Linked DNA regions of Homo sapiens: all the other regions are linked to region 3. Evidence: chromatin contacts called from ENCODE Hi-C or POLR2A ChIA-PET data. All regions are on one chromosome and are shown on one strand. The core of a region is the stretch at or near the end of the contact, and the rest is flanking DNA. Distances in the headings are between cores, read along the strand shown. Region 1 has its middle 56 kb from the start of CTB-30L5.1. Region 2 holds the start of CTB-30L5.1 (a long non-coding RNA gene). Region 3 overlaps PRKAR2B (protein kinase cAMP-dependent type II regulatory subunit beta).

Region 1 (3,177 bases), core at 261-2,760, 580 kb after region 3:
GTGGTGGGCGCCTGTAGTCCCAGCTACTCGGGAGGCTGAGGCAGGAGAATGGCGTGAACCCGGGAGGCGGAGGTTGCAGTGAGCCGGGATAGCGCCACTGTACTCCGGCCTGGGCGAAAGAGCGAGACTCCGTCTCAAAAAAAAAAAAAAAAAAAAAAAAAAAAAAAAAAAAAAGTACATCTGATAACATTAGACTAAAATCTAAACTCCTCACCATGACCTTCAAGACCCTTCAAAGTCAAGCTCTGCTTACCTCTCAAATCTCACTTTTTTTTTTGAATTTTTACAGCCCCAATTTTATTTTACAAACCAATGGCAGCTACTAGAAGATTCTTTAGGAAACCTTAGCTAAGCCACATAATCAGGCCTATACAAGTACAGAAAAAGCTAAACATCAAATCTCACTTTTTGAACATTCTCTCTTCTCACTCGGTCCTCTCCAGCCACATTGGCCATTCTGCTGTGTTCTCAGACACACCAAGTCATTTATTCCTTAGAAACTTTGCACTTGTTATTCTCTCTGCCTGGGATGCTTTTCCTTCAGAGATTCCCAAGGCTTGCTCACATCTCTAAAACAAGTCTTTTCCCCGACTACTCTTTAAGGGAGAGTCCACCTTTTCCACCCTCAGCATACTCTAGTCCATCTCCTTGCTTGATTTTCTTCACTGAACTTTCACTATCTGGAATTTATTATCTGTTTGTTTCTTTATTTGTTGTTGTCCCACTAGATTGTGAGTGTGAGGAGGGCAGGGGCTTTGTCTATCTGGTTCATTGCTGTATCCCTGGGGCCTAGAACAGCACCTGGTCCTTGAAGAGCATTAGAGCCTTCACATTCCACGGCCCCTGGGGTATTCACTATGGATAGTGTTCCTCTGTGGAACATCATTCATGCAGGATAAATCAATGGTAAACAAATCTTCAGTGAATGTGTGCTGTCTGCTCAGCAATGTGCTATAACTGCTTGACTTGTGTTTTGAGCTCTAACATTTCAAAAAGTCTGCCAGAGCCTTGCATATCTCCCAGATTGGAAAGAATGAGAATTCCTTATGATCAGAAATCACAAGACTGAGAATACTAGTTTGTTTTTTTAGAAGAGTCTTACTTGCAGGAATAGTTTCAAAATAGTTGCCTCATAAACTTCTGAGCCCTGGAAGTCCTGACTATTTCTGCCTGGCTCTTGAAATTTGTTCTGGCACTGTCTGAAGCTCTTCTTCACTCCAGCTTTGGGCTTCTGGATGAAAGCTCCTGGTTTTTTTTTTTTTTTTTTTTTTTTTTTCCACTCACCACTGTGAACTACACACCCAAATCCCCAACCCCAGCATTTTTCTTTATTCTGTCTTTGGCAGTTGTTTTTGTATTCTGGTTTTAGTTTGATGTTTTCAGACTGTTTCCTGTTCTAGCCATGGGCTATCTCTGGCTGGCTTCAGTGTGTCTTGTAGAATTTGTGCCCCACCTCCCTCTAGCTGCTTGTTTTTTCCACATTCTCTGTCTCTGAGTAGGGATTTTCTTACGCCCTGTTCACATCTGCCCCCTCCTGGCAGGTATGATATTTAGTGGAGTGAACTTGACTCTAGTTCTTGATCAGTTTTGTGCTTAATTTAGTATTGACTCTAGGTCTTGATCAACGCATCCTTCTACATGTAATGGGCAACGTTTATTCAGTTCCTAGCTTTGACCAGCTAGATGAAGAATGTGGACAAAACACAGGAGAGTAGATAAGTCAGTGCTCATTACAGGGGGTGTGTGCCCCACAAGAGCTGCATAAGGTGGTCCATTGGGAAACTGGAAAGAAATGTTAGAAACTCTCTTTCTAATTTTATTTTTTAATTTCCATATTTGTGTATGATCAAAGCAACTTTATGGACAAAGATGTATGATCAATAGAGTTTGGAGACCACTGTTCTGGATAATAATTCTACTTATACTTTATAACCAATAATGACTCAGTCATTTACACACAGTGTGTACATTATGTAAAATAAATCATATTCACCCCCACATTGAATCATTTTTATTGCTGGTGTCTGGGCAGTCATGAAATTCTTCATGCCCCTCTTACATTATAAAGTTCTTACTAGGTACAGTTTAATAAACCTATGGCTAGGGGTGAGCAGTGAGGGAATACTATATCATACTGACTGTTTGATCTTTCCAGAAATACTATTCCTTGTGAAAGATTCATCCTATTTTAAATGTGAGCCTCTGCAAATCTTAAAATAGTTGAAATGCTTCCAAGTGAAATAATATGTCATATCACTGAATCAGTTAAAATATGCTTCGACTCAAAATATCTTTGATATTGTGTGTTTTAAACTTTATTGAAAATCACTTAACATTTATTAAGAACTTTTTGTTTTTCTTTTGTACTGGGTGGATAGTTGTCAACTTGGCATTATCCCTGCCTCTTGCCATGGAGCTTTTGGGTTTGATTCTGCTACTGAGAGGAATTTGCATGACATTTGGAAAGAGATAATAGAAGTCATCATTTATGGTTATGGACAAAAGTAGGGACAGTGGCAGACTCGAGGCAGCTTCTCTGTGAACTACTGCTTGGGTGCTGTAAGCAGCTGAGACCAGCAGTAGTGGTTTCCCTGATAATCCTGTTTCATAAATGAAACAACATTTTACTTTTATTTTTTATAAAATCCAGATTCTGCACAACTGACTTAACCTTTTAAACATATTAATTTGACCCCCAAATTAATCTATAATTTCATAGCAAATCCAACCAAAATTCAGGTAAAATTTTTCTTTTTCTGCGGGATTAGGGTGGGGAGAGGGTAGGGAACCTGATAAACTATTTCCAAAATATATAAAGTAGAATAAGGGTTCACATTAGGAAAAGCAACTATACCACATAAAAACATAAAATGGAAGATTCACACCACTAGATACTAAAATGTTTTACAAAGTCATAGACAAAAAAAATAATGTGGTACTTGCAGGTAGACAAAGCAGTGAAATAGAGAACTATATATGCACAGCAGATCCTCAGATAACATAATTTCATTCAACATCATTTAATTATAATGTTGATATGAAAAAAAATGGATTCCCAGCCAGGGAAACTCCACTGTGTGGAGTCTGCACGTTCTCCCAATGTCTGTGTGGGTTTTCTCCGGGTATTCCAGTTTCCTCCCACGTCCCAAAGATGTACATGTTATGTGAGTTGGTGTG
Region 2 (2,949 bases), core at 185-2,684, 530 kb after region 3:
GGGCAGACAGTGGTGGGGAGAGAAAATTGGAATCCGATTTATAGTAATGGAATCTCAAAGGAATGCTACTATCTTATTCGTATGCTTCCCTATTATATGTATCCTAAGGAAAATTAATATTTTTTTCTCTAAATAGTTTTTTAAGGTAATATATATGTAGTAAAAATTCATATAGTATAAAAGGATATTCAATGAAAGTAAAGCTCTTTCCTACCCTATTCTCCATTATTCTTTCCCAGAGGTGACCACCAGTCTCAGTTTCTAGTCTTTTCCTTAAAAACCTTTAAGTATAGAAATGCATATTACATATACATTTATAACACACCATGCAAATATATCTAAATCCAAACCTAACTGTACATCTATATCTATATTTTAATATACAGTTGGTAGCATCCTATCATCAAGAGCTCTCTATTTTAGCTCATAAAGACATTATTATTATTTTAGTGCAGTAGGAACACATAACTTGAGGTCTACCTTCTTAGCAAATTTTTAAGTGTACATGATAGTGCACCATTATTTATTAAACTGCTACATTATATTACTACTATAACTGCATGATATTTAATCAGTTCCCTATTGATAAATATTTAATTTGTTTTGGTCTATTACTATTTCAAGCACTGCTGTAATGAAAGTCCTTGCACGTATGTGTATGAATCAGGGTCCAGCAGAAGCAGATGGCACATCCCAAGCTTACCTGACGAGTTTAGTCATGGAGGTACTATTTACACAGGTGCTGGCAGGATGAATAGAACCAGCAATAAATGGCTAAACATTCAGGAACTCCCAACAGTGACAAGCCTTCACCACCCCAGGCATGAAGGGATAAGGGGAGGGAGCAGTGTTACTAGAAGCCAGTGAGACCATGGCTGTGGGAGAGAGGCCAGCCAAACGGAGCTACAGCCACATGGTGAGGAATGGAGCCAGTAGCCAAACTGCAGCCATCAGAGTAGGAGCAAGAGGAATAAATACCCTGACTGCTATCTCCTTTTGCTCTCTGGTTTTCTGCTGGTTCTTCCAGCTGCTGAATAGAAGTGGAAGTCAGAGGTTGGGGAAGCCCAGGTGATGCAGTCCATGGAGGTCAGTCTGCAAGGTACAGGGTAGGCAGGGAGAGGAAGGATAAATGGGGAATAATCAGTGTAATATGTTGTTACACAAATGTGCCATTAATCTAGTAGAAATTTTCCTAGAAGTTGAATTGTGGTGTCAGCAGGAAGGAAAGAGCTGGCCACATGTCCCTCAATCTCCCTTCTCCTCCTCTTCCATGGTAATACAATGCAAAGCTGTGCAAATGGCGGCCCAGAATTAAGACTACATTTCCCAGCCTCCTTTGCAGCTAGAGCAGTGGAACGGGAAGTGTCGCGTGACAGCTTCTGAAAAACTTCTCTGAGAGACAGATGACAAGTGCCTTCTGTCCTCTATTCTTTATTCGTTTTTGTACTTCACATGCTGCCTAGGGCCACACCCTTTTGGTGGTGAGTGGGGAGCTGGAAGGAGCCAGGTTCTTGAGGACTTTATAGGGTAAGAGCTGCCCTGCCAGTTCTAAGCTATATACCTCCAGATTTTATTTATTTGGGAGAGAAATTAACTTTTACCTCGTTTAAGCAACAGTTATTTTCTTTTCTATGTCAAGTACCTAAATCTAATCCTAATGAATATAATGGGTATAAAATTTTTGAATTTTTATGGGTGTTGTCAAGCTTGGTTTATTTAATTTAAAAATATCTAATTGACAGATAAAAAGTATATATATATTCAAGGTGTACAACATGTTGATGTGATACACATATATGTACACTGGATACTGATTACTACGATTACTACAGTCAAATTAATTAACACATCTATTACAACCCGTAGTTAACATGTGTGCGTGTGTGTGTGGTGGTGTGGTGTTTTAAGTTGAATTTTCCAGACTTTCTGGGTTTGAATCTCAGCTTCTCCATTTACTAGACATGTGATCTTGAACAAGTTTCTTAATCATTTTGTGCCTTAGTGTTCTCATAGTGATAGTGATAGAAACTACCTCATTTGGTTGTTATGAGGAGTAAATGAGTTAGAATATCTGAAACACATAGAACGTCTATCTGACATAGCTGATACTCAAAAAAAGTAAGCTATTTATATTATTATTACTAGTATCATTTTTAATTGTCCTCCAAAGAAGATGTACCAATTTGTCTATTCACTGTCTGGAAGTGTCTCTTTCTCTCCTTTCATCAATACTGTGCATTAGCAAAGATTTTTGTCCAGTAAATGAATAGTGATATTTCATTTTATTTTAAATTACCATCTAAAATTTTAAGGTTGAATATCTTTTTATATTTTTATGCCATTTATATTTATTTTCTGGTGAATTTTCTGTTTGTGTGCTCTGTTCATGATTTTTTTTTGAAATAACTCTCGAATGTATAATGAAAATTAGCCTTTTGCATGCTATGGGTGGGGCAAATATTTTCCCAAGTTTTTATTTGTCTTTGACATTATTTTTTCCATACATAAATTTTAACATAGTAAAAATGATCCTTCTTTTTCATTATAACATCTGAGCTTAATGAGAAAGGTCTTTCTCACTCTGGAGTATAAAAATAATTCCCCATGTTTTTTTCTGGAAGTTTATAGATTGGTTTATATCAAAATATTTTTCCATTTGGAATTTAATTTGGAGTAGACAGTGAAGAACGAGTTGAAGTAATTCTTCAGAAAGCTTGGTTGGAGGGTTGACAAAAATGAGCTATCTGACATATAAATCCTGCAGAAGTTATAGCTTACTGATCCGCACAATAGGTATATTTTAAACAAGTATGCCAGTACGCCCTGGCCATCGGGCATGCAGAAGTTTGCTGAGTTTGCCTCTTCAGCTTTCTCTTCTTTGTGGGAAACACATGGGTTGTTTGTGATCATATCTTGTGTTTCTAGAGTAAGGTCTTGCCAGGTCTAGCA
Region 3 (3,151 bases), core at 511-3,010:
TCAGCTTACAAAGAGGGCAAAACTCAAGACCCTGTACAGTTCTTGACACTGTCACTGGGGGAAAAAACAAAGCCATTTCTATTATTAAGATTTATCTTACCGGATCCAGATTCTTAAACAGCAGGATGTCTTTGCAAGCCTCTTGCAACCTATTTCTTTGATCATCAGTTTTTGGATGTATAATCTAAAAGGACATCAGATTTAAAAAACAAAGACATTAGCCAATACCATCTCACTCAAAGAGATTTTAAAAACTAACAAAAATCAGAACCAACATTAGAAAGAAGAACTGTTAGCGCTCAAGTTTGCTTCAGGTTGGTGCTGAGATTCACTTTTGGTGACTGGTAACTTATGAGCCTACCAAGTAGGGGAACATAATTCACCTTGTTCGGGGGAGGTTGGTATCCATTCATCAATATAGCACTGAAATGTTTTTCAAAAGCATATTTTCCCCTAGGTTAGCAAGTTCATTATGCACACAACTGTGACTGGCTAGGAAGATTCCAAAGCTCCCAGCCAGTGGGGACCCGTACAAAAGGACAACAGGTGCCAGCAGCTACACTGAAAATTTGGACTGCTGTCATTCTGTTTCTACTGAGTTTAATACTCTTTCAGGATGTAATTCTTTCTTTTGAATCTTGATAAGGTCCCTGGAAAGAAGTAAAATGTTTAAATGTATATGGCATTAGATGCCGAATATATTTTTACACATGTGGTATGTACCTGCCCCACAGCGAGCAAGTGATTTTTAGAAGGGAGCAAACAATCATGCACTGCCACTCCAAGAGAATATGTGTTCCAGGGAAAAAGAGTCCAAGGAGGCTGGCTGGTGCACTGATTTCAGAAGGAACTCAAGGAAACTAGTGTGCTATATTCTCACTAAACTTGTATTCTAGAGTGTGAAGAGTGGCAGAATGCCGTGTGTGTAAGTGTGGCTTGCTATCTCTCGAGTCCCTTTTCACTAGCAGGAGGCTCAACTGACTTGGACCAAAAGGTCCACTCTTTTGTGAACATGAACAGTTTGTAACTATAAAATGAGTTAGAGGGGCAAGGGGTAGTCCTAAAAGCAGCAGACACGGAGTTGGTTTTCCTGAAGACCTACACACCACCCTTTCCTATTCCAATGCTCACTCAAAGAGTGACCACAAGAGCTGATGGGCAGGTACCTTGCCTCTTCAGGCAGCCTGCCCTACCATCAGAGCATCAGAGCTCACAGAATCAGGCAGCAGTGGAGTTTATAGCCACAAACATCAAAACTCACAATGGGAAATTTAAATCAGCATTTCAAACCACATCAGATGGCTAAAAATTAATGAAAATTATAAGCCTGAAAAGAATTGGGGAAACTTATAGTATTGCTAAACTATTTATATGTAAACTATTGATATATATACCATTTATTTGCATTATGTAAAGACTACATGAAAGAACTACTAGCTAGTAAGAGAAAGGGTCACTGCACTTTCCCCTCTAAGGGTAAGGTAGATGTAAACCTTTGTTTACTATCTGCCCAATATTCATCTCAAACTAGATTCTAAGATGACACACAAACACAGACAAAGTAGATCCCAGGGACTTCTCATTCACTGCTGCATAAGAAACCTTTAAAATTCAGGTATTAACCAAACCACACCAACCAAACTTCACTTCCTCCTACTTCAAATAAGGAAGGCTAACACACTAAAACAAAACAGAAAGTCATTTCTCACTTCACAAAATCCATCTAGAACTTCAAACCAAAGCAACCGAGATGTCTGCCTGCTGAGAAGCTGTTCTCAGAAAGGAAAGGGGGGAGAGGAGAGTGCATCAGGCATCAGTATCGTGCACCTGCTTCGCTCTGGTCAACTTTATGTCTTTCTCTCCAACCCATTCAATTCCTATAAGCCTTCACACAGAAATCCAGCTTTTTCCTCTTCTCTCTTCTTCCTGCTACCTCTCGTACCAATGACGACTTTTTTTTTTTTTTTTTTTTTTTGAGACAGATTCTCACTCTGTTGCCCAGGCTGGAGTGTAGTGGTGCGATCTCAGCTCACTGCAATCTCCGCCTCCCGGGTTCACGCCATTCTCCTGCCTCAGCCTCCTGAGTAGCTGGGACTACAGGTGCCTGCCACCACGCCTGGCTTTGGTTTTTTTTTTTTTTTTTTGTATTTTGTATTTTGTATTTTTAGTAGAGACGGGTTTTCACCATGTTAGCCAGGATGGTCTTGATGTCCTGACCTCGTGATTTGCCCAGTTCAGCCTCCCAAAGTACTGGGATTACAGGCGTGAGCCAGCGCGCCTGGCCTCTTTTTTTTTTTTTTTTTTTTTTAAGACACAGTCTTGCTCTGTCACCCAGGCTAAAGTGCAGTGGTGGTGCACTCGGTTCCCTACAACCTTTGCCTCCTGGGTTCAAGCGACTCTCCTGCCTCAGCCTCCTGAGTAGCTGGGATTACAAGTGCCTGCCACTGTGCCCAGCTAATTTTTGTATTTTTATTAGAGACAGGGTTTCACCATCTTGGCCAGGCTGGTCTCAAACTCCTGACCTCATGATCCACCCGCCTTGGCCTCCCAAACTGCTAAGATTACAGGCATGAGCCGCTGCACCCAGCCCAATCACCATTTCTAAGTAGTATTTTTTTTCTCAGCCCCACCTCCATCACTATGGTCTACTGCTCTCCTCCTGTTTCCCTTTTCCCTCACCCTGCCATTACTCCTCAGCACTCAGAGTCCACTCTCTGTAATTAACCTCGTCGGTAAAATCCCTCTTCACTGGGGAAAGTAAACAGCCAGAAAGCGGGTGTGGTCTCTGACACTCCAGCTCCTCTGTACTGCAGCCACCTGCTCTGAAGATGCTCTCCTACATTTTTCCTCTGGGGCTTAGCATGATCCCACCTAAGGGATCTCTCTCTGGATCACTGAGGCCTCAGCAATACACCCAAAGTGTGATTTTAGTGTACTAGAGGCCACTTTGGTTTTCATTAAAATTCATTCCTGATTTCAGATAAAAATTTTATTTGTTAAACAAACATAGCATAAATACATGCCAGGTACTATTCTAAGGGCTTTACTAATATTAACTCATTTTATCCTAGTGACAGATCCCATGAAGCAGGTTAAGAAATTTAGAGTTAAGGAAATCAACTTGCCCAAATCACTTGTCCAATGTCATCCA

The links. Hi-C counts contacts between places; a loop is a spot of excess contacts on that map. ChIA-PET counts read pairs that join two places held with the same protein, here RNA polymerase II (POLR2A). Pooled maps may share reads with other maps.
Region 1: a pooled map shows a loop between it and region 3 (2.8-fold over the local background). The contact joins two enhancer-like sites. A Hi-C loop is called at or near these places in 2 of 37 single-sample maps with no recorded cell type and 5 of 50 pooled maps. POLR2A ChIA-PET finds 5 or more read pairs at or near these places in 2 of 52 experiments (B cell and naive thymus-derived CD4-positive, alpha-beta T cell).
Region 2: a loop to region 3 is called in a pooled map, with 6 times the contacts of the local background. The contact joins the promoter of CTB-30L5.1 here to the enhancer-like site in region 3. A Hi-C loop is called at or near these places in 1 of 168 maps with a recorded cell type or tissue (heart right ventricle) and 6 of 50 pooled maps. POLR2A ChIA-PET finds 5 or more read pairs at or near these places in 2 of 52 experiments (common myeloid progenitor, CD34-positive and naive thymus-derived CD8-positive, alpha-beta T cell).

Annotation. Positions count from the first base shown.
Region 1 is chr7:106,541,009-106,544,185 of GRCh38, reverse strand. No RefSeq gene overlaps it. Among named protein-coding and RNA genes, the nearest start is that of CTB-30L5.1, 56 kb to the left of the region's middle. Within about 2 kb of position 1,510, at least 9 of the 41 ENCODE cell types and tissues checked have a DNase peak (open chromatin) inside an H3K27ac peak, as active enhancers do.
Region 2 is chr7:106,597,332-106,600,280 of GRCh38, reverse strand. CTB-30L5.1 (a long non-coding RNA gene) reads left to right here and starts at 1,434. Exons shown (of 4, transcript NR_187788.1): 1 at 1,434-1,527. RefSeq lists an enhancer at 1,276-1,325.
Region 3 is chr7:107,125,245-107,128,395 of GRCh38, reverse strand. It overlaps PRKAR2B (protein kinase cAMP-dependent type II regulatory subunit beta), which reads right to left. Exons shown (of 11, transcript NM_002736.3): 4 at 101-184. Among named protein-coding and RNA genes, the nearest start is that of HBP1, 42 kb to the left of the region's middle. Within about 2 kb of position 1,760, at least 6 of the 41 ENCODE cell types and tissues checked have a DNase peak (open chromatin) inside an H3K27ac peak, as active enhancers do.